Regions from separate parts of the Homo sapiens genome. Here all the other regions are linked to region 5. Evidence: chromatin contacts called from ENCODE Hi-C or POLR2A ChIA-PET data. All regions are on one chromosome and are shown on one strand. Each heading gives the region's core, a stretch centred on a gene start or an enhancer-like site at or near the end of the contact. The rest is flanking DNA. Distances are from core to core; before and after follow the strand shown. Region 1 holds the start of MPV17L2 (MPV17 mitochondrial inner membrane protein like 2). Region 2 holds the start of RPL18A (ribosomal protein L18a). Region 3 overlaps FCHO1 (FCH and mu domain containing endocytic adaptor 1). Region 4 holds the start of CIST1 (colon, intestine and stomach enriched 1). Region 5 has its middle 13 kb from the start of ARRDC2.

Region 1 (3,747 bases), core at 239-2,738, 170 kb after region 5:
TTTTGAATTCCTGACCTCAGGTGATCCAGCTGCCTCCGCCTCCCAAACTGTTTGGGATTACAGGCGTGAGCCACTGCGCCTGGCCAATCCCCACCTTCTTGACTGACCATTTAAAAAATGTAAGAAACACCTTTAGCTCATCATGAGCAGCACAAAACAGGCAGGGACAGGATTTGGCCCTGAGGCAGGAGAATAGGTCTGGAGGCAGGGAACATAAGGCCAAATCAAATGGAAACAATTCAGCTATGACAGGAAATATCTTCTCCATTTAAAGAGGGCATACATCCAGTAAATGACTTTGTAACTTTACTTCATCCTCTTCATTTACATAGGACGTACATTAAGTAACCAGTGAAAACCTCTAGAGGGCATTTAAACCCCAGAAAATTCTTAAACAGGTCTCTTGAGTCCGTATGCTCCACTGGCTCCCACCCTGCGGAGTGTACTTTCGTTTTCAATAAATCTCTGCTTTTGTTAAGCTTCATTCTTTCCTTGCTTTGTTTGTGCACTTTGTCCAATTCTTTGTTCAAGATGCCAAGAACCTGCACACCTTCAACAGTTAACAGCCCACAGGCAGTAGTTTGCGACTCTAGTAGAGAATGCATAGGGATTTCCATTGAAAATCATTTTTTAAGCCAGTTACGGTGGTTCACGCCTATCATCATCCCAGCACCTTGGGAGGCCAAGGCGGGTGGATCTCTTGAGGTCAGGAGTTCGAGACCAGCCTGGCTAACATGGCAAAACCCCTGTCTAGACCAAAAATACAAAATTAGTTGGGCGTGGTGGCCCGTGCCTGTAATCCCAGCTGTTTGGGAGGCTGCGACACGAGAATCGCTTGAACCCGGGAGGGAGAGGTTGCGGTGAGCCGAGATCGCGCCACCGCACTCCAGCCTGGGTGACAGAGCGAGACTCCATTTCAAAAAAAGAAAAAAAATAATTGTTCCCTACGGGAACGGTATAATTAGGATATAATTGTTTCTGGCCACAGATCACATCCCTTCTGGTTAAGTCCAGGAGAATCTGGAAATACGTAGGGCAACCAGGCCAGAAGGCGTTGTAACTGCCTAAGATTGACCAACCCTAACGCGGGAGGCGGGACGACGGTCACTGATTTGCCAGCGTGACGCCGGTCTGCGACTGGCCAGTGCCGTCCTGGGCGTGTCGGTAGGACGGGGCTGCGACGGTTTCCCATAGGCTGGCACAGAAAGGGGCGGGGAAACAAGAGTGCAACGTTACCAATCGGCATGCGGGACGTAACGCAATTCTTTTTTCCGATTGGTCCGTGAAGCTCGGGAGGTCGTTGGGGGCTCGACCTTGGGATAGAACGCCTGCCTTTTATTGGTCAATACTCTTCGGGCCGGGCAATGTGGCTCCCCGAGGCTGCCTGCGATTGGTGAACGCGTCGCGGCTCGGGGCGGACCTGCGGACTGAAGATCCTTATGCGATTGGCCGGGGAGCCGGAGGGGCGGGCAATTTGGGATCGACAGTGACTCGCGACTGGTCGGCGCGGCGAAAGCAGAGCGGCGCGCCGGTTCCTTGGTTCCTGAGGGCGATGGCGCGGGGTGGCTGGCGCCGGCTACGCCGCCTGTTATCCGCGGGGCAGCTTCTATTCCAGGGCCGCGCGCTGCTCGTCACTAACACGCTGGGCTGCGGCGCGCTCATGGCGGCCGGTGATGGCGTGCGCCAGTCCTGGGAGATCCGCGCCCGGCCCGGCCAGGTTTTCGACCCACGGCGCTCCGGTGAGGACGCCACGCTGCTTAGTCCTTCACCCCGGGCGACCTTTGATCCCGACACCCGACTGCGGGCCGTGACCCCTGACCCGTGGCCTCAGTCCCCCGCAGGACCCTTGCCCTGACCGCGCCTCTCCCCGGGTGTCTGTCTCCCCGCAGCTCTGGGTCTCCATCACCTCCCAACCCCCGGAGGTCTCTGCCCACTACCCAGGAGCCTCTGGAGCCGCGCCTCCTGGTGGGGCTTGTAGTGGAAGAATGCACGGGTGGGCTCTTCCGGTTTTCCCGGTGAGGCTGAGGCTCCGGGATGGCATTGGGCTTACCCAGGCCTTAGCCAGGGAGGGAGAGAGGGAATGGACTGAGGAACTTGCCGGCCCGACCCAGCCCCCTGACTTACACTCTTATAGCGAGCATGTTTGCGGTGGGCTGCAGCATGGGTCCCTTCCTGCACTACTGGTACTTGTCGCTGGACCGCCTATTCCCTGCGTCTGGCCTCCGAGGCTTCCCAAATGTCCTCAAGAAGGTCCTCGTGGATCAGCTGGTAGCCTCTCCATTGCTGGGCGTCTGGTACTTCTTGGGTAAGGAGCCTCCTAAGCCTAGGCTTTGCCTCTCATAGGTCGGGAGGGGTGGAGCCAGCTTTGTGTTAAGAAGGATGCAGAGGTGCATTTCCAATTTGCCCCCTGTTTGGGTCGCCCTGGACTAGGAGCCAGGTCACAGCGGGGACAGGACGGACTCGGCCGATGTGAACGCTGGCGAGTGTAGGAGGGACGAGGACTGTATCTGTTGGGGCTGCCCTGGGCGGGAGGTTGAGAGCATTTCCCAAAGAAGGGGACCACACTCAGTTGAGACATGAAGAGGGAACCAGCGGGCAGAGGGAACAGCTAATGCAAAGGCTCTGAGGCCTGAAGGAAGAGAAATTGAGGCTAGACTTAATGGGGTGCAACCGTGCCAGCCCTAGGCTCGGTAAAGACAGCGGTATTAATAGAGGAGTCTCTCATTCTCCACCTCCCAGCCCGGCTTCCTGGTCTGTGATGGAAAAGTAACACAACTCCCTCAACTTCAGGGTGTCTCCATTGGGGCACGTGTTTATATGTTTATAACCTCTCTTTCTCTCACTGGGACTGACTTGCTCTGTTTTGTCTCTACACCAGCTACCCTAATTCTCTGTCCATCCCATCTGAAAGTCCCTGTCCCTCTGCCCGGGGTGGGCGGCGTGGGCTCTCAGGGGCCCAACCCCGCCCCCTCCATCGTCAGCCCATCTTGTCGTCTCAACAGTACTTCCTGGCCTCTAACACTCTCATTTCTTGGTTTGCTTCCCAGGCCTTGGCTGCCTGGAGGGTCAGACAGTGGGTGAGAGCTGCCAGGAGCTGCGGGAGAAGTTCTGGGAATTCTACAAGGTGGGAGCACCCGCCCCTTGCACATGTCCGGCCCCGCCCCCTGATGGCCGCTCCGCCCCCGCCCAGCTCTGGCCCCGCCCCTCATCCCCCGCCTCTCCCCGCAGGCAGACTGGTGCGTGTGGCCTGCTGCGCAGTTCGTGAACTTCCTCTTCGTGCCCCCCCAATTTCGAGTCACCTACATCAACGGCCTGACGCTGGGCTGGGACACGTACCTGTCCTACTTGAAGTACCGGGTGAGTGTGGAGGGCATACCAGGCACCCAGGGGACTCCCCAGGGGGCTACACGTGTGAGCTCCAAGTGGCAGTGTAGCCAGCCACCCTGGAGGGTGGGAGTCTCCTGTGCTCCTGACAACCCACACCCAACAGTGGGCTGGCGGAGAGCTCCTCACTAGCAGTTAAGACCCAGCCGTGGCTGAGCGCCGTGGCTCATGCCTGTAATCCCAGCACTTTGGGAGGCCGAAGCGGGTGGATCGCCTGAAATTGGAGTTAGAGAGCAGACTGGGCAATATGGTGAAACCCCTTCTCTACTAAAAATACAAAAAATTACTGGTACGCACCTGTAATTCCAGTTACTTGAGAGGCTGAGGCAGGAGAATTGCTTGAACCCAGGAGGCAGAGGCTGC
Region 2 (4,135 bases), core at 845-3,344, 160 kb before region 5:
AAAAACAGGCTGGGTGCGGTGGCTCATGCCTGTAATCCCAGCACTTTGGGAGGCCGAGGCGGGTGGGTCACCTGAGGTCAGGAATCTGAGACCAGCCTGGCCAACCCAGTAAAACCCTATCTCTACTAAAAATACAAAAAATTAGCCAGGCGTGGTGGTGCACGCCTGTAGTCCCAGTTACTCGGGAGGCTGAGGCAGGAGAATCGCTTGAACCTGGGAGGCAGAGGTTGCAGTGAGCTGAGATCACGCTGCTGCACTCCAGCCTGGGCGACAGAGCTAAACTCCATCTCAAAACAACAACAACAACAACAACAAACTATATATTAATTGTATTGTTGGGTCTACAATATAGAGAAAGGTAACATATTTGACATTAACGGCACAAAGGAGGTGAAGGGAGCCAAGTTGTACTGGAATAAGAAAATCATTGGGCCGGGCGCGGTGGCTTACGCCTGTAATCCCAACACTTTGGGAGGTGGAGGCAGGCGGATTACCTGAGGTCAGGAGTTCGAGACCAGCCTAACCAACATGGTAAAACCCTGTGTCTACTAAAAATACAAAAATTACCTGGGCATCGTGGCGGGCGCCTGTAATCCCAGCTACTCTGGAGGCTGAGGCGGGAGAATTGCTTGAACCCAGGAGGCAGAGGTTGCAGTGAGCCGAGATAGCGCCACTGCACTCTGGCCTGGGGAAAAGAGTAAGACTCAGTCTCAAAAAATAAAAGAAAAAGAAAAGAAAAGAAAATCACACCCAGTAGTGACTTGAATCCACAAAACCAGATTAAGAGAACCAGAAATGCAAAATAAGAAAATGAAAATAAAAAATTGCATGCTTGCTGTCCTTTATTTTCTTTCTTTCTTTCTTTCTTTTTTTTCTGAGTCGGAGTCTCGCCCTGTCTCCCAGGCTGGAGTGCAATGGCCAGATCTCGGCTTACTACAACCTCCATCTCCCAGGTTCAAGCGATTCTTCTGCCTTAGCCTCCCGAGTAGCTGGGATTACAGGCGCCCGCCACCACGCCCGGCTAATTTTTGTATTTTTAGTAGAGACGGGGTTTCGCCATGTTGGCCAGGCTGGTCTCGAACTCCTGACCTCAAGTGATCCACCCGCCTCGGCCTCCCAAAGTGCTGGGATGACAGGCGTGAGCCACCGCGCCTGGTCTTTTTTTTTTTTTTTTTTTTTTGAGACAGAGTCTCACTCTGTCGCCCAGGCTGGAGTACAGTGGCGCAATCTCGGGTCACTGCAACCTCTGGCTCCTGGGTTCAAACGATTCTCATGCCTCAGCCTCCTGCCTCTTTCCTCTTAATTTTACTTCATAGCCTTGTCATCAGGGAGTTGTTTGCGGGTGTTTCTTTTTTCATATCTGGTCCCCGTCCTCATCCCCAGGAGGGCTTCTTTCTGCCCAAGCAAACTGCTAAGTCCAAGCCCCTCAAAGTGGGCGGCTGGATCTTGATCCATTCTCCGGCTCTCCGCGCGCTCTCCCCCAACCCCTGCTCCCTCAGGTTCTTATGAACTGGAGGCAGACAGACAGAGTTTGAATCCCAGCTACTACGAAACACAAATCGGACCCCAAATTAACAAAAACAGCATTCCAGAGCTTATTCAATATTCGTGCTGCAACATCGCTAGGAGAAAAATATATTATTTGTATTCCCATTTTACAGATACCCTCAGGTATCTGGTGGAGACCTCCGTAACACACCTCCCCGGAGGATGAGGCCCCGAGTGTGAAGCATCGGGATCTCACGGTAAACACCGCAGCCACCCGAGGTAGCTTAGGTTCAATGCTTAGGCATCCTGCAGGCGGCGCGCGCCGCCGCCCCTAGTTGCAGCCGGGACTGGCGGAGTGCCTACAACTCCCGACGTGCCGCGCGCGCAGACGCTCCGTTGCGGTCGTGGTGGAACAGGTGGAGCTTGCCTCGTTGCCTTCTGGGAAACGAAGTCTCGCTGAAGAGAGGCGGAACTTTGAGTAGCAGGTGGATCCATAGCCAATGAAGACGCGGGTCGCTTTGAGTGCGGGGCAGAGAAGCCAATGGACGTGCGGCATTGAGAGGGCGGGTCTTCCGGTAGTGAAGGCCTGGTGAACGGCTGCGCGACAGAGGACACTTCCTTTTGCGGGTGGCGGCGAACGCGGAGAGCACGCCATGAAGGCCTCGGGCACGGTAAGGCGGGCGCGGCGCGGCAGGGGGCCAAGGGATGGGGCACGGGCCCCATCAGGGGCCTGCATAAGTGGCGTGGGCCGGGTTGGTGCCGCGCGCTTCTGTTTGGGCCCCCCTTGGCCGCGCGCCGCCTTCTCTTGTTGCACCCAACATGGCGGCCATCGTGGGAGCCGCGTGGAGAGAGCGATGCGTGACCTGGGCCAGCTCAGGGATCGCGGGGGCCCAAGGACTCCGGGTCTTCTTCCCGGGGGAAGGAATAAGTCGCGCAGCATAGAGGCCCTAGCCCCGGCACCTCGTCGAGCCGCCAAGTTTCTGTTTTCCTTTCTGCAACGTGGACGTGGCGGTAGAGCAATAGTGTGTTTTCTTTCTGCCGGAATGGCTGTGAGAAGCAGATGAAAATTGCTAACAGTGAGCCGAAACGGGGAGCGTGAGGCTTAACGCTGTGGTACATACTGGATAGAATCAAACGGCTCTATGGCGCAGAGATAGGAGAACCTGGACTCCCATGGAGTGGGTGTATTATGTCCAGATCTCCAGCTTCGGTTTCCTTGCTGTCAAAGGGGCGGGCCCCATTGTTCCCTTCCTGAACGTGTGCCGAGGCCGGTGGGTCAGGTTCACAGTAAAAGTAGGAACTGCGATAATTTGTGACTATTTTTCATTGATAACTAGTGAAAAGCTGGCGAGTCAGTTTCAGAGGTGGTTTCTTTGTGCCATATCACAGAGCCTGGACTTGACCAAAGATTCTCACCTCTGCATCTGTAAACCGGGAGTCTTCCCTGGGCCAAACGTTTGGATTGCAGTTGGGAAAACGGAGGCAGCCGCAGCTCGCGTGGCAACAGTGCAGGGATCCCAGGGCTGGGGAGAGACCTGAGGTCTTGTCCTAGTTCTGCCTGGAATGGGCTGTGAGATCCCATGCTGGTCACTGGGCCTCAGGGTGAAAGAAGATGTTGGCTGGATGTTTTGAGGTGCAGAGTGGCTGTTTGACGGCGACTGCAAAGCAATTCAGGACTGCAGCATGAAGAAAGGAGGCTGTGGGTCTAAGCCACAGCTTTCCTGGTCTGAAACCCTTAGCCCAGGCAAAGGAGAGGCAGGCAACTCAATTAATCCTCCCTGGAGACCTCCCTCTCCTCAGTTCATTTTGTGTATAAAGTTGTGGTCGGGAGTGTGACCTACAGTCACCAAGAATCCACATGGAGGCCCTAGGGTGGCCCTGCCTCCTGCTTCCCGAATCTGTGGTCACTAGATGTAGGAAAGGGAGTGAGGTGGATCTCCACAGTTGCCTCTGGGTGCTGGCCTTACCCTCACTCCTGTTTCCTTTCAGCTACGAGAGTACAAGGTAGTGGGTCGCTGCCTGCCCACCCCCAAATGCCACACGCCGCCCCTCTACCGCATGCGAATCTTTGCGCCTAATCATGTCGTCGCCAAGTCCCGCTTCTGGTACTTTGTATCTCAGTTAAAGAAGATGAAGAAGTCTTCAGGGGAGATTGTCTACTGTGGGCAGGTATGGAGAGGCCGGGGCTACGTGGGGTCTGGAGTGGATTTGCGCCTCTTGGGACATCGTGCATCTCAAGAATTAATCAGACATCGAACGGGTGCGGTAGCTCAACGCCTGTAATCCCATCACATCAGACATCAGAGCCCCGGGTTGTGTTTCTGCCTGGGTCACGGGACTGGAGCAGAGCTTATGTGCCATTTCCCTGATTAGAAAGCCAGGGACCCAGGGAGCGGGTGGGTGGCATGGTGGGACACCTTGGTTGGTGCTGTCTTCCCTGGGCCCTGTCTGTTAAGTGAGGAGAGGTGATGGCTATCTGGTCAGTGGGTGGTAGCTAGGTTGGCCCAGACAGGTTCCAGGAGACTTGAGTTCAGGAACTGCATCTGGGGCTGGGTTGGTGTCCGTGGCAGAAGCCTGGACTTCAGGCTGTTGCCATGGGAAGTTCCCTTACCTCACGCTCCCTGAGGATGCCTGAAGGTAGGTGGGG
Region 3 (4,211 bases), core at 421-2,920, 240 kb before region 5:
ACCAGATGGGCTGCGGAAGCTGACACCAACATCTCTTCCTCCATCCCCAGAGATTTCCTGGAGCCCGATTCAGGGGTGAGTGATGTGGGAGGGGTCAGGCTGGGCTACAAGTGGAAGGAGTTTGATCCCACTCTTGGCTCCTAGAGTCCCGATCCCTACTGGAAACTAAAGAGCCGAGATTGAGGGGCGGGCTGGAGCCTGGGGGCTGGGTTCATATCCCACCTCAGCTGCAAAGTCCCATGGACTACGTGGGTGTGAATAATGTCCCTGCCGAAGCTCAGTTTGTCCCAGGAACCTGCCCACACACCCAGGGAAGACAGTCGTTGCCATCAGGGTTGGTTTTGAGGTCTGAGTCAAGGCCTGGGGGCAGGGCGGGGGGCGGTTGGCAGGGTGAGATGGAAGGTTCGATAGTGGGGCGCCTGACTCACTGCTGCCCCCTGACTCCCCTAGACATGTCCAGAGGTGGATGAAGAAGGTTTCACTGTCCGGCCTGATGTGACCCAGAACAATATCCTTCTGGCACCCCCTGGGGGCAGTTGTTGGCACAGCAAGGACAAAATTCTCCGTAATAACCAGTCCACCTTCAGCAGTCCTCTCTGTGTACATCCTGGAGAGAGTCTCCTTTGTGGATGAAGCCAACCTAAATGTAAACACCCACTCTATGGGGTCAGCACTGGGCAAGAGGGAGAGAGAAAAGGAGATCTAGCAGGGCTTCCTGGAGGAGGGGGCACCAGTGTTGGGGTTTTGCAGCCGAATAGGAGTTTGCCAGTTAGTTCTGGGCATGCTTGTGCAAAGGCTTCTCGGGGGGGGTGGGAGTGCTGGTGGGACATGGTGTCAGGACTGAAGGTGGCGCGTGGTGAGCGATGGGATTGGGCAGGACCTCGAAGGGTTTGAGCAGGGAGGGACGAGGCTGGATTGGAGAGCTGACTGGGGGAAAGCTTGTGTTGGGATTGGCTTGGACCTTGACTGCAGCCCACGCACGGCCGAGCCCTCCCGTTTCTCGTCCAGCGACTCCGACTTCGACGATGAAGAGCCCCGCAAGTTCTATGTGCACATCAAGCCTGCCCCGGCCCGGGCTCCAGCCTGCAGCCCCGAGGCAGCAGCGGCACAGCTCAGGGCCACCGCGGGCAGCCTCATCCTTCCTCCTGGCCCAGGGGTGAGGCGTGGGAGGGGTGCCCTGGGTGTTGCTAGAGAGGCTGGCTGGATGCATTCGTGTGTGATGTTGCCCACTTTGTCCACAGGGCACCATGAAACGCCATTCTTCACGTGAGTAGCCTTTGGTCTTCAGAGTGGGGAGGATCCTAAGGAAGGGAGGCTATGGGTTTGGGCTTGAATCATAACTCCGTTTTGTAACTTTGGGCAGGCTGCTTAACCACACTGACCTTCAGTCTCCTTTTCTGTAAAATGAGGTCATTATGAAATTAAGTGAGAGCTGAAAGGGGTAGCTGGGGCCAGGAGAAGCTAGCATCTGGAGACAGGCTCGCTTAGGCTTGAATCCATGTCTGCCTGATTTGCTGATCACCTTGGGCAACTGGCTGGACACCCCCGAGCCTCGGTCCCTTGGTCTGTGGAGTGGGGAGCATTGCAGGCAGGGTGACAAGAAGGCTGAAGGAGGTGCATCTCTTGTAGGGGACGCTGCTGGGAAACCCCAGAGACCTCGGTCTGCCCCCAGAACCAGCAGGTGGGTTCCACACGAGTGGGCAGGTGGGGGCTGTCCCCACCTCCTCCCTCCACCTCCCCATGTCTCCGCCTGGTGTTCTCTTGTCCCGGCTGGGAGTTGACGTCATGCTGGGGTTTTTTTGTTTTTGTTTTTGTTTTGAGACAGAGTCTCACTCTGTCACCCAGGCTGGAGTGCGATTTCAGCTCACTGCAACCTCCACCTCCTGAGTTCAAGCGATTTTCATGCCTCAGCCTCCTAAGTAGCTGAGATTACAGGCACCCACCACCACGCCCAGCTAACTTTTGTATTTTTAGTAGAGACAGGGTTTCACCATGTTGGCCCGGCTGGTCTCGAACTCCTGACCTCAAGTGATCTGCCCACCTCGGCTTGCCAAAGTGCTGGGATTACAGGCATGAGCCCTTGTGCCTGGCCCATGCTGGCTTTTGAGGGACCATTTAGTCATTCATTTGATGAACATTTATTGAGTGCCTGCTGTGTACCTGTGCTGTTCTAGGGTCTGGGTTCTGAGACAGGTCTCCCTTCTCAGAGTCACATTCTAGTGACTCCAGATTTTAAGAATAGCAAATAGGGCCAGGCGTGGCGGCTCACGCCTGTAATTCCAGCACTTTGGGAGGCCAAGGCAGGCGGATCACCTGAGGTCGAGAGTTCGAGACCAGCCTGACCAACATAAAGAAACCCCATCTCTACTAAAAATACAGCATTAGCCAGGCATGGTGGCACATGCCTGTAATCCCAGCTATTCGAGAGGGTGAGGCAGGAGAATCGCTTGAACCTGGGAGGCGGAGCTTGCAGTAAGCCACTGTTGTGCCATTGCATTCCAGCCTGGGCAGCAAGAGGAAACTCCGTCTCAAAAAAAAAAAAAAAAAAAAAAAAAAAGCAAATAAGTTAGAGCATATTCGATACTTCTAAGTGCTACGAAGAAACTAAAGCAGATGACGCGAAGACAGGAGGAGGTGACTTCCCTTGAGGTGGGGTTGGGAACCTCCCTGAGGGGGTGACTTGGAGCTAAGCCCCAAAGAGGAGCTAGGAGGTGACTGTGAAGAGAGCTGGGGAAATGGAACTCCAGACTGGGAACAGGCTGCACACAGTGGCTCACACCTGCAATCCCAGCACTGGCCAAAGCAGCCAGATCACTTGAGGTCAGGAGTTTGGGATCAGGCTGGCCAGCATGGTAAAACCCCGTCTCTGCTAAAAATACAAAAATTAGCCGGGCATGGTGGCAGGTGCCTGTAATCCCAGCTACTCTGGAGGCTGAGGCAGGAGAATCGCTTGAACGCAGGAAGCGGAGGTTGCAGCAAGCTGAGATCGTGCCACTGCACTGCAGCCTGGCCGACAGAGCAAGACTCCGTCTCAAAAAAAAAAAAGACTGGGAACAGCATGTGCAAAGGCCCCAGGGTGGGATGAGGCTTGGGAAAAATAGAAGCAGCCCTCTTGGCCTCACCCTCTCTAGCTGTGCAGAGAGATTGCAGTCAGAGGAGCAGGTGTCCAAGAACCTCTTTGGGCCGCCCCTGGAGTCAGCCTTTGACCACGAAGATTTTACAGGTGATGGGGATAAGGGATTGGAGGGCATGGGTGTGGCCGGAGGGAGGTTGGGTGGGGCCATTGCAGAGTTAGGCCAATGAGGTCCCCTGGAAGCCAGGCTGGAGGGAGGACTAGTCCGTGTAGGGGTGGGCGGGGCCAGAGTGCGCGTGGGAGGGGCCATAGATAGGGTGGGGCCTTGGCCAGTGGGCGGTGACTGAGTGGATGGGCCGGACATTTGTGGAGAGGGAAGTCACCAGAAGGTGTAGCCTTGGGGGCGTGCACAAGGACTTTGAATGGGGGCCCCCCTGACCTTCCCTCGACGTGGCCGTGGCCTGCAGGAGGATGGGCAGGGACTCTGAGTGGGCGAGGGTCGGAGCTGACCGCCCGCTTCCCTCCCCAAGGCTCTAGCAGCCTGGGCTTCACCTCCAGCCCCTCCCCTTTCTCCTCCTCGTCGCCCGAAAACGTGGAGGATTCCGGCCTGGACTCTCCGTCCCACGCGGCACCTGGCCCCTCCCCAGATTCCTGGGTCCCCCGCCCAGGCACCCCGCAGAGCCCGCCCAGCTGTAGGGCGCCACCCCCAGAGGCCAGGGGTATCCGGGCACCGCCTCTGCCAGACTCGCCGCAGCCCCTCGCCTCGTCTCCAGGCCCCTGGGGGCTGGAGGCCTTGGCCGGAGGAGGTGAGTCCAGCGGGCCTGGGCCTGAGAGTTGCTGGAACCCTGGGCGGGGGATTGAGCGCCTGCTTTGGGCAGGGCCTGATCAGGCTGCTGGAGACACAGCCAGGACCAGGCAGGCAGAACCTCCCACCGTTGCAGGGACAACAATGAGATGGACATTTAGCAAGGCAGGCGGTAGCGGGTGCCAGGTGGGGGCCCTCCCTGAGGAAGGGACATCTGAGCTGAGATTTGAGGGAGGTGAGGACAGAACCACGTGGACATGAGGGGAAAGGCGTGCTGGGCAGAGGGCACAGCCCCTGCAAAGGTCCTGGGGCAGGAGCGCGCTAGGCCTGTCT
Region 4 (3,821 bases), core at 1,199-3,698, 230 kb after region 5:
TTTTATTTTTAATTAATTTATTTTTTTGTCCAGGTCATAGGGAGACCTGAAAGATTTAGGACACCATGTGAGCTCTCAGTGGGAAACTGAAGCTCCCACTCAAATTCATGCTCCTGGTCTGAAGTCCCACAGCCTGGGTTCAAGTGCAGATCAGCGTTCCCAGTCCTCTTGGCTGAGAGCTCTAGAAGCCCTTTGGATATGGGAAGTGACTGCATCCCAGGCAGTGCTGGGCAGCTCCTTTAAATTTTCTGGGACTCAGTTTTCTTTTCTGTAAAATGGAGTTCATGTGGAGTTGGTGCCTCTGACAGTTCATCAGTCAGGTTCATAGTGGGTGTACACAAGCTGGGTGCTCCCAGCTACTGGGGAGGCTGAGGCGGGAGGATTGCCTGACCCCAGGAATTCAAGGCTGTAGTGCGCCATGATTGCGCCACTGCACTCCTGCCTGGGAGACATAATGAGACCTTGTCTCTACAAAAAAATAAAACAAAAATTAGCCAGGCATGGTGGTGCATGCCTAGTCCCAGCTACTCAGGAGGCTGAGGTGGGAGGATCGCTTGAGTCCAGGAGTTCAAGGCTGCAGTAAGCCATGATCATGCCACTGAACTCCAGCCTAGGCAACAGAGTGAGACTCCGTCTCAAAAAAAAAAAAAACACACACACACAATAGAATAGAAACACAGTGGGTGCACAGTGACACTCAACTATAAAGATCCACCTATGAGCTCAGAGAGGATCAGCCCTAATTTTCTCCAGGTAGCCCTAGGCTAACCTCAACTTTAATGGAAGACACAAAGACACAGGCGCTGGGAACATGTCTCCGGAACCCACCCTTCTACGTGTTGGTCCAGCTACTTCCTGGCTCACATCCCATCCCAGGCATGGAGTCCAGGGACCAGGCTGAGGGCAGGTAAGCAGTTCATGAGCCACCTCCCACAACGACTTCCCACCCAGTTCCAGGTGACTGGGCCTCTTAGGCACTTACAAGTTCATTCATCAACTCTCTGCTCCACCCATGCACTCTGCTCTGGGCCAAACTTTGTGCTTCCTCCTTGACTCACCCTAGGCAGCAGAAATGCGGAAATAACACACAACACTGGCCCTGAGAGGGGGCTGGGTCCACATGCCACCCTCCCCAGATCTCTATGTAGCCCCCCAGGCCCTGTGGGGATGACGGCTGAGTCTAGAAGAGGCATGGAACTCAGGCTGGGCTTCATCCCCATTTGACAGATGAGAAACTGAGGCTCAGAGTAGCAGAGGGTCTGGCCTGAGGTGACTGGGGAGCTGGGAAGAACGCCCCTCAAGGACCCTTGTCCTCTGTTTCTGCTGAAATGAAGATGATTCAGAGGCCAGAGTGGACCCCAAGCCAAGTCAGAATTCTGGGGAGCTGAGTGCTTAGTGAACTGAGGAAAAGCTGTGGACTTGAAAAAGGAAGAGTTGGAGGACACAAGCCCTGTTGAGTGCCTGGCACTGAGTAGGCACTGGTGAGCTGCTGAAGGGTTGACCAGAAGGTAAAAATAAAGATGTTTCTAGGCACTGTGCTGGGTGTTTGCTCTCCCCAGAGACTCCTAGACTGGGAGGCTCACATGAGCCAAGTCAACCAGTTCTAATCTGGGTCTGGGACAAGCTGGACTGAGCCTCAGTTTCCTGAGCTATGAAATGGGGATAAAAGTGGTGCCTTCTGAATGAAACCCTTCCCTGCAATGAGCATTTCAGCAGCCATGGTGGCCTCTGCTCTGCTATTACAGGTCTGTGGGGTAGGACACCGGTCAGAGAGAGTGACAACATAGTGGCAGGTAAAGGGCAGAAAAAGGGAATGCGAGAAGCTCAAGGCTCCTCCCCTCCACCCTAGGCACTGTCTTATAGGAGAGCAAGAGGGAATTAAGTCAGACACCCAGAAGAACTTCTCATGGGAACCACAGATGTTTGATGACCAGGAAGTGAGTCCCTGTTCCCTGGAACCCCCATGGCCCTGAGGTCTTCACCATTCTCCCTTTGGGGATTGGCTAAAAGCAACAGATTTGAAAAGGAGCCCAAAAGTAGGTGTGAGGCCATCTGTGGCCTCCAGCAGGTTCAGGGCTCACTGGAGTTGCAGGACCCACAGCCCCAGGGCTTGGGAGCAGCGGTGCCTCATCTGTCCTCACAGCTGCTCCGTTTGTTTCTGGGGGAAAACCCAGCCTTCCTCGGAGGGTTGGCGGACCAGCGTGGCCTGAGGGAGGGGTCCAGAAGCCAGGTGTGTGACTGGGCTGTGCGTCCCCCACCCCCACCCTTCCGCTTTCTGGAAGCTGAGCCTCTTTACCAGCTCTTACCTGTAAAGGGAGTATTGTAATTCACACCAGCTTTCAGCAGCACCACCAGCACCAAAAGCAGAAGTGGCGGCAGCTGGGGGCACGCCATTCCTGCGCCGGGAGGGCCTGCCACCGGCTCTGCACAGGTGTGTGGCCAGGTGTGTGCCCAGGTGCCAGCTCCTTGCACCTGCGTGTGCGCTCCCTGCTGGCGGAGCGCGGGGCTGTGCAGGGGCAAGGCGCAGGTGGGGCTGCAGGGTGTGGGACCTCCCTGGGGCGCTCCTGTTCCCCCGGGTGCGGTTCTCGCCCTCTTCACCTGGACTCCACCCCTTCTAAACACGACGACCCAGAAGCTCTCAAAGCCAGTCATCCACTAAAGACACCCTGCCCCTGCCGTCCTCTTTCCCCCTGCTCCTGGTTCCACAGCTGCCCAAACCCCTGCTGTCACTCCCTCTGCCCCTCGTCCAGCCAGGTTGTCCCCTCTGGGAGCACCAATTTCTCCCACCTCCCTCCGATCCCTGAACCCACAGGGCTGGGGATGTCCTTGTTCTCTGTCCTCGTCCTCCTCTGTCCTCTGTCTCACCCAGACTGGGGCCTTTTGGGGACATGACTGAAACCTTCTAACCTTCTAGCATTTCTATTATGGATTTCTTTTTCTTTCTTTTATTCTTTTTTTTTTTTGAGACGGAGTCTTGCTCTGTCACCCAGACTGGAGCGCAGTGATGCAATCTTGGCTCACTGCAACCTCTGCCTCCCGGGTTCAAGTAATTCTCCTGCCTCAGCCTCCCGAGTAGCTGGCGCCCGCTACCAGGCCTGGCTAATTTTTGTATTTTTTAGCAGAGACAGGGTTTCACCATGTTGGCCAGGCTGGTCTCGAACTCCTGACCTCAAGTGATCCACCCGCCTCGGCCTCCCAAACTGCTAGGATTACAGGCATGAGCCACCGTGCCCAGCCCTTTTTTTTTTTTTTTTTAAGAGACGGGGTCTCACTCTGTCGCCCAGGCTGAAGCACAGTGGCACAATCACAGCTCACTGCATTCTCAAACTCTGGGATTCAAGCAACCTCCCGCCTCAGCCTCCCAAGTAGCTGCGATTACAGGCGTGTACCACCATGCCCGGCTAATTTTTTTTTTTTTTTTTTGAGACTGAGTTTAGCTCTTGTTGCCCAGGCTGGAATGCAATGGCACAATCTTGGCTCACCACAACCTCCGCCTCCCGGGTCCAAGCGATTCTCCTGCCTCAGCTTCCTGAGTAGCTGGGATTACAGGCATGTGCCACCATGGCCGGCTAATTTTGTATTTTTAGTAGAGACGGGGTTTCTCCATGTTGGTCAGGCTGATCTCGAACTTCTGACCTCAGGTGATCTGCCCACCTCGGCCTCCCAAAGTGCTGGGATTACAGGCGTGAGCCACCGTGCCTGGCCTTTTTTTGTTGTTGTATTTTTTTTTAGTATAGATGGGGTTTTACCATGTTGGCCAGGCTGATAGCTCTAACTCCTGACCTCAGGTGACCCACTCGTCTTGGTTTCCCAAAGTGCTG
Region 5 (4,092 bases), core at 950-3,449:
CTACTTTGATGTGGATGAAGACTCCTCTTTTTTTTTTTTTTTTTGAGACAGAGTCTCACTCTGTTGCCCAGGCTGGAGTGCAGTGGGTTGATCTCTGCTCACTGCAAGCTCCGCCCCCCGGGTTCATGCCATTCTCCTGCCTCAGCCTCCCAAGTAGCTGGGACTACGGGCGCCCACCACTACGCCTGGCTAATTTTTTTTTTGTATTTTTAGTAGAGACGGGGTTTCACAGTGTTCGCCAGGATGGTCTCGATCTCCTGACCTCGTGATCTGCCCACCTCGGCCTCCCAAAGTGCTGAGATTACAGGCATGAGCCACCACGCCCGGCCTTTTTCTTTTTTTTTTCTTTTCTTTTTTTTTTTGAGACAGCATTGTCCAAGCTGGAGTGGAAAGCCTCGATCTCGGCTCACTGCAAACTCTGCCACCCGAGTTCAAGCAATTCTCATGCCTTGGCCTCCTGACTAGCTGGGATTACAGGCACCCATCACCACGCCCAGCTAATTTTTGTATTTTTAGTAGAGACAGGGTTTCACCATGTTGCCCAGGCTGGTCTTGAACTTCTGACCTCAGGTGATCTGCCCATCTTGGCCTCCCAAAGTGCTGGGATTACAGGCGTGAGCCACCATGCCCAGCTCAGATGAAGATTCTGATGGGGGTGGAGGTGTCATCCCTTGCACTTGCTCCCAAGACCTCCTAGAGTCAGACGTGTCCCCCATGCAGAGTCAAATGCTAGGTCTCTATCTCTCAGTGTCTCTGTCTGTTTCATTCTGACTCTCACCATCTTTTCTTTCCCATCTCTGTCTCTCTCTCAATATCTGTCTTGCTTACTGTCTCTGTCTCTGTCTCTCAGTCTTATTGCCTCTGTACTTCTGTCTCTTTCTCCCTGTCTCTGTCTCCCTCTGCCTCTGATTCTCTCACTATCTCTCTTGGCTACCATCTCTCTGTCTCTTTGGGTCCCTGACTCTCTCACCATCTCTGCCTCCTGCCCTGGCCCGGCCAGCTGGGGGACAAGGGGTGACAAGCAGTCAGGGCGCCCGCTGCTTGTTTTCCCACCCACGCTGGCAGGGAGCCCAGCCCAGCCGGGCCACTGTTCAGGAATCCTCCAGCCTCCCCGCTCCAGCCACCAGGCGCGGCCACCGCCAGCCTCTCCTCCCAGCACATTCTGTCCCAAGCAAAGAGCGCCAGAGATGGGGTGGGGGTGGGGGTGGGAGGGGGACGCATTCCTGCTGAGCTCCAGTTACAGGACAGCTTGTCCTGGTGGCCCCACCAGCACAACCTCCTGATGGCTCCCCATCCTGCTGTGGGGTTAGACCTTCCTGAATGAAGCCAAAGCCCCTCTGCCAGTTCGTGCCCACCTCAGGGCCTTTGCACCAGCCATACCTTCCACCTGGCACTCTGTCTCCCTAGATCTCCCCAAGACCTCCTCCGCCTGCACATCTGAGACCTCACATCACCTTCTCAGCAAGTCCCCTCTGTCCCTAGGCCCGGGCACCCCAAATTCCCCTCCTGCTGCCCCAGTGCATTTAATTTCCTGGTCCTCCCCATGTCCCTGGGGTTACATATTCACTTGTTTGTTGATGTGGTGTCTATTACACCAGGTCCCCACTGTGTCCCAGCACCCTGAACACACAGTAGGTGGCTTAGTGAAGGTTTTTACAATTGACATCTATTCCTCCCAAAGCTCAGCCCGCCCAGGCTCATCCATGTGGATCCACAGTTCTGACCACCCCACCTCTGCCTCACCCTGCCTCCGCCACCCCTGCACCCTAATGCAGCAGGATTTCCCAAGCCCCCCTGCCTTGGCCCAGGGAGTTATCTCCACCAGATCCACCTTTCTGAGCGAGGAGCTGGGTGCATTGAGGGGCAGGGGCGGCTGGAGTTCAGATGCACCTTTTGAGCGAGGGGCTGGGCCTCTCTGTCGCTGGGCTCCAGGCACAGGGCAGTCATGATGTACACACACACGTGCAAACACACACGCACACACATAAGCCTGTCAGCAACATAGAAACACCAGCCAGTGAACTCGGGCACAAGCAGCCGGGCACAGAGTGTTCACCAGGTGCTCACATGTGGAGTACCCCAACTCCTAGGAGGATGCGGTTATGGCCTGGATCCTACAGGTGGGGCCCAGACATGGGCTTTGAACCCACGCCAGGGTATGCACAAACCTATCCAAACACACGCGTGTCTGCCCTAGCTTCCCTCACCCGGGAGTCACCCCCCCACCCCCCACCTTGTTTTTGATGTTCAGGAAAGTCCCCAGAAAGCACTGGGCCCGGGCAAGGGGCCAGGAGGAAATGGTGACTCAGCCGGTGGCCATCAGTGCCTGCCACGCTGGGCTGGGTGGACTGCGCGGCCCGATCTGGGAGGATCCACAGAAAACAACAATAAAAGATGAGGGCGTGGGTGCGGGGTAAAAAGGACTCAGCCCAAGAATGATCAGAGAGGGGATGGATCCCCCTGTGCTCCAACACTTCAACCCTGCTGGGCCTGATTGACAAGTGGGGAAACTGAGACACAGGGAACAAGTGACTTCGCCAAGGCCCACCAGCCAAGATGGTACAGGCAAGGGGATCCCTAAGTCCTTAACACAGGGGTCTGGAGGAATGTCTACCTGCCCTGCCCTTTTTTTTTTTTTTTTTTTTGGAGACAGGGTCTCACTCTGTCCGTCAGGCTGGAATGCAGTGGCATGATCTCAGCTGACTGCAATCTCCGCCTCCTGCCTCAGCCTCCCAAGTAGCTGGGATTACCGGCGCCTGTCCCTATGCCCAGGTAATTTTTGTATTTTTAGTAGAGATGGGGTTTCACCATGTTGGCCAGGCTGGTCTCAAACTCCTGACCTCAGGTGATCTGCCCACCTCGGCCTGCCAAAGTGCTGGGATTACAGGCGTGAGCCACAGTGCCCGGCTCCCTGCCCCACTTTCTGAGACCCAGATCCACTTCCTGGTTTCCTGTGTGGTCATGTGACCACACTTGGCCAATTGGAGCCTTTTGTTATCACAGGCACAGGGATTGGGTCAGGGCTGGGCACGTGATCCTGCCTGAGCCAATCATGCTACGAGTTTGGAGACTCCCTGGAAGAAGGCCTAGAAGTAAGGAAAACCATCTTGGACGCATGATGATGGCAGTGGATCAGAGTCCCAAGGACACTGGTGAAGATCAGAGCAGGACTCACACAACCTCAGATCCCTGTGGAGTCAGGGTGGAACCAGAGGGAAGGCTGAAGGCTGGAGGGTCCTGAGAGGCCTTGCAGAAAGAGAGGACATTGGAGCTGGGGCTTTGATGGATGAAGAGGAACTAGGGAAAGGCATTTCAAGCAGAGGGAACAGCCTGTGCAACCACAGCAGGCAGGTGGGAGCTAGGCGTGTCCTCAGCCACCCCAGTGGCCCCATGGGGCTGGAGCATAGAGAGGCATCTGCAAATGTGTTTATTTGTTTATTGAGACGGAGTTTTGCTCTTGTTGCCCAGGCTGGAGTGCAGTGGCGCAATCTTGGCTCACTGCAACCTCCGCCTCCCGGGTTCAAGCGATTCTCCTGTCTCAGTCTCCTGAGTAGCTGGGATTACAGGCGCACGCCACCACGCCCACCTAATTTTTTGTATTTTTAGTAGAGACGGGGTTTCACCATGTTGGCCAAGCTGATCTTGAACTCCTGACCTCAGGTGATCCACCCGCCTTGGCCTCCCAAAGTGCTGGGATTACAGGCGTGAGCCACTGCGCGTGACTATTTATTTATTTTTTTAGATGGAGTCTCACTCTATTGCCCAGGCTAGAGTGCAGTGGCACGATCTTGGCTCACTGCATCCTCCGCCTCCCAGGTTCAAGTGATTCTTCTGCCTCAGCCTCCTGAGTAGCTGGGATTAAAGGTGCCTGCCACCACGCCCGGCTAATTTTTGTATTTTAATAGAGACGGGGTTTCACCATGTTGGCCACGCTGGTCTTGAACTCCTGACCTCAAGTGAGCTGCCCGCCTCAGCCTCCCAAAGTGCTGGGATTACAGACGTGAGCCACCGTGCCCGGTTTAAATGTGTTTATTTGTCTCTGTGCTCAATTCTCCCACCTACAAGCCCCCTAAGGGCAGGACCGGGTTTGCT

Evidence for each region. Hi-C counts contacts between places; a loop is a spot of excess contacts on that map. ChIA-PET counts read pairs that join two places held with the same protein, here RNA polymerase II (POLR2A). Pooled maps may share reads with other maps.
Region 1: a pooled map shows a loop between it and region 5 (10-fold over the local background). The contact joins the promoter of MPV17L2 here to the enhancer-like site in region 5. A Hi-C loop is called at or near these places in 9 of 50 pooled maps. POLR2A ChIA-PET finds 5 or more read pairs at or near these places in 8 of 52 experiments (A549, B cell, CD4-positive, alpha-beta T cell and 5 more).
Region 2: a loop to region 5 is called in a pooled map, with 5 times the contacts of the local background. The contact joins the promoter of RPL18A here to the enhancer-like site in region 5. A Hi-C loop is called at or near these places in 5 of 50 pooled maps. POLR2A ChIA-PET finds 5 or more read pairs at or near these places in 10 of 52 experiments (B cell, Caco-2, IMR-90 and 7 more).
Region 3: a pooled map shows a loop between it and region 5 (5-fold over the local background). The contact joins two enhancer-like sites. A Hi-C loop is called at or near these places in 1 of 37 single-sample maps with no recorded cell type and 2 of 50 pooled maps. POLR2A ChIA-PET finds 5 or more read pairs at or near these places in 2 of 52 experiments (B cell and MCF 10A).
Region 4: a loop to region 5 is called in a map of HAP-1, with 2.3 times the contacts of the local background. The contact joins the promoter of CIST1 here to the enhancer-like site in region 5. A Hi-C loop is called at or near these places in 2 of 168 maps with a recorded cell type or tissue (CD14-positive monocyte and HAP-1) and 2 of 50 pooled maps. POLR2A ChIA-PET finds 5 or more read pairs at or near these places in 2 of 52 experiments (HEK293T and K562).

Annotation. Positions count from the first base shown.
Region 1 is chr19:18,191,730-18,195,476 of GRCh38, forward strand. MPV17L2 (MPV17 mitochondrial inner membrane protein like 2) reads left to right here and starts at 1,489. Exons shown (of 5, transcript NM_032683.3): 1 at 1,489-1,739; 2 at 2,135-2,305; 3 at 3,048-3,124; 4 at 3,229-3,357. The coding sequence starts at 1,553. RefSeq lists a silencer at 1,014-1,193 and an enhancer at 1,584-1,633.
Region 2 is chr19:17,857,816-17,861,950 of GRCh38, forward strand. It overlaps RPL18A (ribosomal protein L18a), which reads left to right and starts at 2,095. Exons shown (of 5, transcript NM_000980.4): 1 at 2,095-2,159; 2 at 3,478-3,657. The coding sequence starts at 2,142. RefSeq lists enhancers at 1,643-2,378, 1,711-2,090, 3,850-4,135.
Region 3 is chr19:17,775,006-17,779,216 of GRCh38, forward strand. It overlaps FCHO1 (FCH and mu domain containing endocytic adaptor 1), which reads left to right. Exons shown (of 29, transcript NM_015122.3): 14 at 51-75; 15 at 451-508; 16 at 978-1,156; 17 at 1,242-1,266; 18 at 1,630-1,681; 19 at 3,132-3,223; 20 at 3,604-3,879. Among named protein-coding and RNA genes, the nearest start is that of B3GNT3, 18 kb to the right of the region's middle. RefSeq lists an enhancer at 1,422-1,761. Within about 2 kb of position 1,671, at least 3 of the 41 ENCODE cell types and tissues checked have a DNase peak (open chromatin) inside an H3K27ac peak, as active enhancers do; they include B cell, where a contact is called at or near this core.
Region 4 is chr19:18,252,914-18,256,734 of GRCh38, forward strand. It overlaps CIST1 (colon, intestine and stomach enriched 1), which reads right to left and starts at 2,449. Exons shown (of 4, transcript NM_001396036.2): 1 at 2,307-2,449. The coding sequence starts at 2,394. It also overlaps a transcript of PDE4C not described here.
Region 5 is chr19:18,019,317-18,023,408 of GRCh38, forward strand. No RefSeq gene overlaps it. Among named protein-coding and RNA genes, the nearest start is that of ARRDC2, 13 kb to the left of the region's middle. RefSeq lists enhancers at 2,348-2,397, 2,872-3,421. Within about 2 kb of position 2,200, at least 36 of the 41 ENCODE cell types and tissues checked have a DNase peak (open chromatin) inside an H3K27ac peak, as active enhancers do; they include B cell, CD14-positive monocyte, CD4-positive, alpha-beta T cell and 3 more, where a contact is called at or near this core.